Regions from separate parts of the Homo sapiens genome. Here region 1 is linked to region 2. A link is an interaction called in ENCODE POLR2A ChIA-PET data of the cell type or tissue named here. Cell type or tissue: MCF 10A. All regions are shown on one strand. Each heading gives the region's core, and the rest is flanking DNA. Links, peaks and the distances in the headings are about the cores only. Region 1 has its middle 66 kb from the start of ERCC5. Region 2 has its middle 91 kb from the start of SLC10A2.

Region 1 (4,401 bases), core at 229-4,228, 250 kb before region 2:
TTTAATTACTTTCAGAGAAATTATTTCTCTTTCTACATCATCTTACCATATTATCTTGTTTTAAACTTAAGTCTTTTGTGTAAATAGATGCATGCAAATGTTAAACTTTTAATTTACTTAATTTTCTCACAGTGCTATAAATATCATCAAATGAAAATGGCCACTTACATGAAAGATCTTTAATAGAAATAACTTCTCTCCTTTGTCTTGGCCAATATCTGCATGCATGGCATTTTATTTTTTATCAGGAGAGAGGTTGTTGCTACAGTGAATGACCCCCATTTTTTTTTGTTTTCATTTCCCTTGATAGCAATTTAAAGATGAATTCTCTGGGTTTTTGTCCCTTATCACTTTGATGCTTTGTTACTGACTTAAAAAGAGAGTTCTGTTGGAATTCTTGTTTTATTCATTGAAGAAATACATAAAGATACTAATAAGCTGATTTGGAATTTTAATAGACCATTATTAGCAATAAAACCAGGCAGCTGTGATTAGATGTCAAGAAATCTGCTGTGTTGGGAGTTAGATCCTGAAAATGTTTTGTACAGGGCTCAGGAGGAGAAAATTGTTTGCCCCTAACAAATGCTGTCCAGGCAGAACTGAGCGGGAAGATGGCCTGGCCTTCTGTTTAGAAAGGCTCTCCACAGGGTGCTCAGTTTCGTGCCTCTCTTCTGTTTTCTTCAAAGTCCCTATAAGAGAGTTCATTATAAAAGCCCTTCTTGAAGGTAAAGGCAAAATACCATTGCTAGGGATAATTTATAAGGGATTTAAATTCGCTCATGCCTCCCATTGCCTTTGGTGTGTTTCAGATAATAAGTAGAAGAGAAAAAAGAACATAGCAGAGTAGATGATGATATCTATTTGATTAGCTGACTTGACAGGTATTACCAAGAAATATAGTAAGAAAAATTAAACGCTTCACTGTGTTTATGATACATGTGAAACAATTGAGCAATTCAGTTTATTTGAGTTACAAACTCAAGTCAACAAAAGCAAAATAAAGATTCTTTTGTAAGTGTGTTTATTCTGACATATCAATTCCTCAGCAGAGGAATATTTGGAAAACAGGACAAGAATATATAGCTTTTACTTGGGAACAGCATAGATAATAAAATGACTATTAAATGTTTCCTTTTTAAAATGCTTCCTAGGCCAGCACGGTTGCTCACGTCTGTAATCCCAGCAATCTAGGAGGACAACATGGGAGGATCACCTGAGCCGAGGAGCTTCAGGACCAGCCTGGGCAACACAGGGAGACCCTGTCTTCACAAAAAATTTTAAAATATTAGCTGCATGTGGTGGTGCATGCCTGTAGTCCCAACTATTGGGAGGCTGAGGCGGGAGGATGGCTTGAGCCCAGGAGGTCGAGGCAACAGTGAGCTATGATCATGCCACTGCATAGCAGCCTGGGTGACAGAATAGGACCCTGTCTCAAAAAAAAAAAAAAAAGAAAAAAACCAGGAATGTTTAAAAGGCTTCTTGACTTTCCTGTGTTTACATTTGTAACATAAACATTGTTAATACTCATTTTATCCTTAATTTCCTGAGATTTCTGAGAGAAAATACAAAGTAAGGACATAGAATAAAACCTTTGCCAGATCTAGTTAGGAAGCAGTAAACATTTTACTGTCTAGTTTTGATACAGATAAAAAGCCAAATGAAACAGCTTATTGTGCAAAACCGTATTTAAGCTGCTTATAACTTTTAAAAAATACTTTCTCCTTTTGGAGTTGAGTAAAACTCCTGCACAGTAGGGTACTTGTTCACTTTGGTGTAAAATTGAAAAATTTACCAGGTTTTGAGTATTTAAAATGCCTGAGGGAAAGCTTGGGAAGATGTGGTTTTCAGGTGCATTTTGCAGTGGGGAAGTGACTACTAGCATAGCTATGTCCATCCATCTGTCCATGCGGTTGAAAGGTGTGCTCCAGGTGCCAAAGGCAAAATGAATAATGTACAGGCCTGGATCCCCGAGGCCTGCGGCAGAGGAGGCAAATATCTGCAAGGCCGAGGCGGAGGGAGGGGCCGCTGCTAGCTCAGACCTGCCATCTCACATTCCTGTGAAATGTGCTTCACCTTTCCATCATTGTTCTTTGTCTCTGGACCTTGAGTAGTTGCACAGCTTTTTGAGTCAAACTTTAATAAGAAAACCAAATGCACACTCTTGTTCTTAGGTGAGATAAAATCAAGATTGCATTTAAAACCTGGAAGTTAGGAGTGAATGAATGTGGAGCTTTATCACTGAAATGATTTTTCATCCTTAATTCCAAGGTAGCCTTTGCTTTCTCGTTCACCAAAGGCACCGAAAACACAAACTAGACCTTTGAGAAATGATAATATTTTAAGGTCATAGTTTCCTTGATCTCTGTGAGGCTCCTCTGTATTAAAGTATTTTTTGCTATTTTCTGACACAGATCGGAAACATGCCATTTGTTCCTGCCTTTAAGATACAATAGTTCAACATAGTGATGACAATTTTGAGACTATTTTGATGGCCAAGTGTCTCTTTTCTGGAGTTAAAAGTAGAGGTTCTAGTCTTTCAAGAAGCATTTCAACCACTCAGATGTCCTGGCTGGAAACACCTCCATTATTATCAAGTCCATGTTTCCTTTTAGCTTTTGAATTATTTCATCATCAAGGGTTATCAATTTTACCTCCTAAACTTTGCCCTTACAATAGCTATCAAACAGTCTCCTGACTTTATTTTTCTTCTGCTCCAACCCATTTCTCACAGTGTTATTAAAAAAATTATATATATACATATATTTAATTGACAAAGTATATGTTTATCATGTATAGCATGTTTTGAAATATGTATACTTGTGGAACAGCTAAATCAAGATAATTAACATATGCATTCCCGCACATACTTATCAAATTATTGTGATGAGAACACTTAAAATCTACTCTCTCAGCAATTTTCAAGGATACAATACACTATTAGCTACAGTCACCATGTTGTACAATAGATCTCTTGAACTTATTCCTCCTAACTGAAATTTTTCATCCCTTGACCAACAACTTCCATACACTGTCTTTTTAACTTTTTTTAAAGTCTTTTAGTATCATTTGGAAACATTCATTTAGGCAAAGCTTCCAGAAGCACACTCAAGGAATGAATGGGGAACGAAAGGGACACTGCTTTGTGGACCAGGTTAATTACATTGTCTTCCTAGACAATCTGAGCTTGCCACTGTCCTGGTTAAAACTTGTTTGTGGTGCCCTGTTGCCTTAGGTTAGAGTCCAAACCTGTATTCCAGGTAGAACGCAGGCCCTTGGCCAAACGATCACAGGCCAAGCTCTCTTAGTCTCCATCCTTTTTCTTTCCTTCTCCTTCCACCCTCTCTACCTCCTTTCTTCTCCACCCCATCCCATTTCCCTATCAACATGATGCTTAGTGACTTCCTCTCCCTCAAGCCCATTCTTCATCAGAGCCATTCTCTGCTTTGCCATCACTCTCTGAGCCTGGAATACCCATCTCTTTCCCATTTCGGTTCCCTGCTTATCTACAAAGACCCAGCTCAAATGTTCCTCCTCTATAAATTCCCAGAGCAGGCAGCCTCCTGCTCTGTACTCTCCATGATGTAGTCTAGGATGGCTATTTCACATCTCTTTGTCTTTCTTTATGTGTTCTGATCTCTGCCTTTTCAACTAAACTAAACTTTATGAGGCAGAGTCTATGTTTTTCATTTTGTGTACAATTGCCTTGCATTGGGCCTGGCATGTCACAGGTGTCAATAAATGTTTGTCAATTGAATAAATGAAAGTGTGTCACTTTTCTGGCTAATGTCATATATTTTTCATTTTGCTCTAGGTCTCCAGAAAAGAGCATCCATTGAGCTGAGTGGAATGAACTCAGTTAGTTGCTATAAAGTCTATACCTCGTCTAGCCTTTCAGTGATGATTCATTTATCCATTCTTTCATGTAATGCGCAGTTGTTGAGCATTTTCTATCAGGTGTTTTACCAGCCATTGAGAATGAAAAGATATCTAGGCCAGATATCACATCAGCTTGCTTGGAGCCCTTCTAGGAAGGGAAAGGAGCTACAAAAACTAGACTTGTCTCCTTACACGATCTGTGACAACTGTGAGCCTTCTGGCAGTTTGTTTCTAGCTCTTCTTTCAGTTTCAGCAAAAACTCGAGTGAGCTGAGGGCAGGACAAGTTGACGTATCGATCTAGTTATAAATGCTTCTAAAAGGTCCCTCCTGGCTTTGGTAATGTCTGGGCTCAGACACCTCTGCAAAGCTGAATTATTTCTAGGTCAACCATTTTGAGGTTCCTTCCTCCCAGATGAATGGTTAAAAACTCAGATAAGAAGTATTTTTTTAAGTAATGCAAGGTGGAAAGTGAATGGCTTTTGTTTAGTTTCAAACCGATTCCTCATCTTAGGAAGACAGAAGAG
Region 2 (4,401 bases), core at 112-4,111:
AGCTACTTGAGAACTTCCCTCCAGAACTCTGTGGAGATCTTCATTTACTGCTTTTCAGAGCTGTAATTCGATTAGCCTCCATATCTCTCCTTCTGGTCTATCAGCTAGCTCTCTGGGAACTCCCCTTACCTGAGTCAGGAAAAACTTCAAGGCTCTAACTGTGAAGCCACCTTTTGCTCCTGCTAACCACAGAATCCATGGAAAGTTTTTGCTGCCTGGGGCCCCCTGGCTTTAACTTATTGCATCCTTGAGTCTCACAGGTGGTGCACTGAGCAATTATCATGCTTCACGTCCTTACTTGCACCTAGGTTTCTCTGAGCGCAGGGTGTGATCAAATATAACACTGGATAGAACGCAAGGGGTTGGGGGAGAAGGCCAGAGAGAATTTTGATTCAATTTAGTTTCTTGGGTAAAGGAATACATTTTGTATATGTATTCATTGTTAAATCTTCTTAAGCCTGCTGTTCTTCTACATGCATAGCTTTGATTTCGATTGAAATCTAATAGGAATAAGAGAACGAGGATCGAAATCTGTGAAATATATTCGCCCTCTCCTTGCACCTCATTCATTACACACCCTGGGTGCATTTTCACTCTTTCCCTTCTCTGTTAGTTGGCAGTTATTTCTTATTGCCCTTCTAATTATATTCTGAAGTCCTTTATAGTTCCCTATTTGTCTTGTTTTTCTAGCCTGGTTACAGCCCAAAATATATTTTCCACCTGTATTTTACTGTGTTTGCTTTTGTCACTTAATAATATTTGTTGTGCACTGATTATTTTTCAAGATTTTTTCCCCCAGGAGACAGTCTTCTTACAGTCTGTTGTGTTTAGATGACCGTGCCTTTAACTCTCTTGCTGTTTCTTTTGTCTCTGACAAATTTAGAGCAGCAGTTTGGAATATTTAGTGTTGTGTTTTTCTTGCTGAAGTTAAAAAGAAAATATCTCTGTGAACCTTCCTTTTAAGGTTCATGGTGTATCAGCATTTTCTAAACAGGTTTTCTCCTGGGTAGAGACAGCCGTGGGTGGTGCCCCACTTTCTCGGAGATAAAAATGTCTTTGAGAGACTTCTTAATTCTCTTCTGCTCATTCTCCCCTGATACCATTTCTTTGGTTGGCTTGAGAGATTTTAGCACTGTTCTTTACACACAGAGGATGACATAGGAATGGCATGCTCCCAAATGCACCATCAGGTGACCTCATTTTTGAGGATCATCTGTTCTAAAGGCTCTCTTCCTCCAAAGCCAGGTGCTGCGTCTTCTGGTGGCTCAGTCCACCCTGCCCCAGCTTTGCCTGCACTATCTGCTACTGCTGTGACCCACTAAAGAGTCAGATGGTTGAGCCATGAAGTCATAATTCAGAGTAGGACAGTGCTGACCAGAGGCTGTCAGAATACGTGTTTTATGTTGTTTTCCAGTGGTGGAGTGATTAAGCTGTAATGTACACATTTATTAAAACCATTTTGATGCCAAATACTGCGATACATAGGTAAACAATAAGTCTCAATTTTTAAGGCACTCACCAGCTCTTTGGGGGAGAGAGACACATATATAAAGCAGGTAACTTTGAAGGCTGTGATGCAGCTCTGCTGAGCTCTGTCTCCATCCCTCTCTACGCTGTCCAGTATGGTGAAGGGATGGATGTGAGCGTTCACCACTCTGGTTAGTGTTGTAACCTCTGTATGGAACTCCCTGACAAACAATGCAAAGAGGAAATGATGATCAGTTCAAGAAGGCTACTCACTCACAGTGCTGTGTCAGAGCCAGCTTTTACCTGCTTGGAAGGATCTGTTGCAAAACGTTCAGGAATTTTTTGAGCTGGTTGTCAAACAGGGACATTATGAAACATTAAATTACATAATCATAAGATTAAATAAATGATATCAAAACAAAAATAATAAATACTCAAAATGCATCGCTTTCTAAGTATTCAACTACATTTTACTGTTATCCATGTTTTTGAGGTTACTGATATCTCTTGTGTCTTTATGGTAGAAATACTACATAATGCCATGCTACTGTGCATCTCTCTCCCCAGCTCCACAAGCAGTGATATCTCACTGCTAGCTTGAACTTGGCCATGGTGGGAGTATTTATTTCATGGAAATTGGCAGAACAACTCAGGCTTCCCCATGCGATTCTCTCTACCTAGAGCTGGTTGTGAAACATTTACCAGCTCACTACTGCAAAGTTGTGTGTATTATATAAACAGGAAAACCATGGAGTTCAATACGGTCCCACTAATAAACAGAGGATGCCACCACATAAATCACAGCACCTGCAATTTGTCAGAATCAGAATAATATTTGCAATTCTTCCTATTGGCCCATATCCTGACATGTCAAAGCCAGACTAAAATACTTTATTCTGTTGAGTCAGGTACCCAAATGCTGGAACCTCTTGCTGTTGGAACAGATGTCTGTTACTAAATAGATTTTTTTCTAATTGGCTAAAAACCCCAAACCCTCACAGTTTCAGTAAAACAACAGAGAGAGGAGAAAATTAGTGGCTATTGGGGGTATGAGGAGAGATCCTGGGAAATTAGAATCACACAGGATCTCTTTTGCTTGGTCTTAGCCAAAAGGCTGAGAAGCAATCAAGATCTCTTTTAACATACACATGTCCATTTCTTCTTCCTGGAAATTATTTTAAGCCCTTAATCTTGGGTAATGTTGGATCCTTGAGAACTAGGGACGTTTAAAACTTTACTGTTTCTAGGTTAATAAAAAGTAAGCCAATAAAACCAATGACTATTGCCTTTTATTTTCAAATTAGTTTCTATGTCAGTGACCTACAAGTGACAGGAATGTCCTTTGATATGTGTGATAAAATCTAGTTTAAGAGAGAATTCTAATTCCGGAGATTGCAATCCCCAAGAGTGGCAGTTTTTGACTGAAATTGAATGAGCTAAAATTCTAAAAATCTTAGCTCTCCAAATTTTAGTCCATTGCTTCAGTTTTTTTTGAGAAATTGCTGCTTTATTTAGTGATATCATCAAAATCCACTCCACCCTTTATTTCTTTATGTCCTTGGTTCTCAAAACTTGAGTATGCTTCAGAATCACCTGGAAAAGTTGTTGAAACACAGAGTTCCAGGACTTACTTTGAGCTTCTGATTCACAGATCTGGGGTGGGCCACAGAACATGCATTTCTAACAAGTTCCCAGGTGACCCTGGTGCACTGGTCCAGGGCTGCACTTTGAGAAGATCTGTTCTACACAGATCTTGATAGGAAGAAGGCTATGTTGTAAAGGTTATCTAAGATGGGAAAGGGGAAATGGAGATATAAACATGTGGGACAAGGGAGGTAATTGAGAAAGTAGATCTTAAGGTGAGAGCTGTGAAGACTTAAAGCTGCCCATGGAGAGTCTGGGGATCTGAGAGTCTAGCCAAGGTTTAAACACTCTGGCCCCATGAAAGTGAAGTTACGGGCCAGCTGGAGGTGGGCTCCTCCCCAAATTGCCTTTAGGTGCAGGTGTAATTAATGGGTCCCCTGAGGCTCATGCATCCAGCCTGCCTACCTGAAAGCACTAGGCCAGTGTGCATAGTCTTGGCTGCACTTTAGCATCACCTGGAGAGTCGTAAAAACTACCTGTGCCCAGGCCCACCCCAAAGCAATTAAATCAACTTCTGAGGCTGCAATGTGGGCAGTAGACGTTTTCAAAAGCCAATTTTTCTGAAGGTGGCTAGGTCCTTCCCTTAGAGATTCTGATTTAATTGGTCTGGGGAGTATTTTGAAAAATATCCACTACCTGTAGTTTTTGAAATCAACGTAGATGATTCTAATGTGCACTTAGGATAGGGAAGAACTGCACGAGATAAACTCCTATGAGGCCAAGGATTTTGGTCTCTGCCATCTATAATTCTTAGTGTCTTACACAGTGCAGTCCTGGTACAGAGTAGTCCTTCAATAAACTTATACTGAGTATGTTAATTCATGATTGCTTTTGTGTGGTATCAGGCACTTATGAGGTTGGGATACTTGCGAAACAACTTAAGATGTGACTCTTCTTCTCTTTTTGTCAACAAAGGTGCTGGGGATATTTCCCTGTGTGACTGGCGCATGTCTTGGTGAGAGGCAAGACAATGAGATGCATTGGGAATATATGAAACTTAGAATTCTTTTTTCATTTAGACCAGGGATGGGCAATCTGCAGCCTTCAGGCCAAATCTGGTTCCTCTTTATATAGCTTTTCAGCTCAGAATGGCTCAAAAGAAAGGTAATATTATGTGTAAAAGTCAAATTTCAGTGCGTATAGGTAAAGTTTTATTGGAGCACAGTCATGTCCATTTATTTTCATTCCGTGTCCATTTATTTTCATTCCGTGTCCATTCATTTTCATATTGTGTATGGCTACTTTGTGCTACAATGACAGAGTTGCGTACTGTGATGAAGACTGCATGGC

The links. Peaks named below come from ENCODE experiments on the same cell type or tissue, not always from the same donor. Only the 100,000 strongest peaks of a DNase experiment are listed, where the experiment ranks them.
Region 1: POLR2A ChIA-PET joins it to region 2 with 15 read pairs; 2 of 35 experiments call an interaction of 5 or more read pairs at or near these places.

What each region holds. Positions count from the first base shown.
Region 1 is chr13:102,909,574-102,913,974 of GRCh38, forward strand. No RefSeq gene overlaps it. Among named protein-coding and RNA genes, the nearest start is that of ERCC5, 66 kb to the left of the region's middle. In MCF 10A, for the core only: no CTCF peak of the experiment used is centred there; a DNase peak (open chromatin) is centred at 1,978.
Region 2 is chr13:103,155,516-103,159,916 of GRCh38, forward strand. No RefSeq gene overlaps it. Among named protein-coding and RNA genes, the nearest start is that of SLC10A2, 91 kb to the left of the region's middle. In MCF 10A, for the core only: no CTCF peak of the experiment used is centred there; a DNase peak (open chromatin) is centred at 1,736.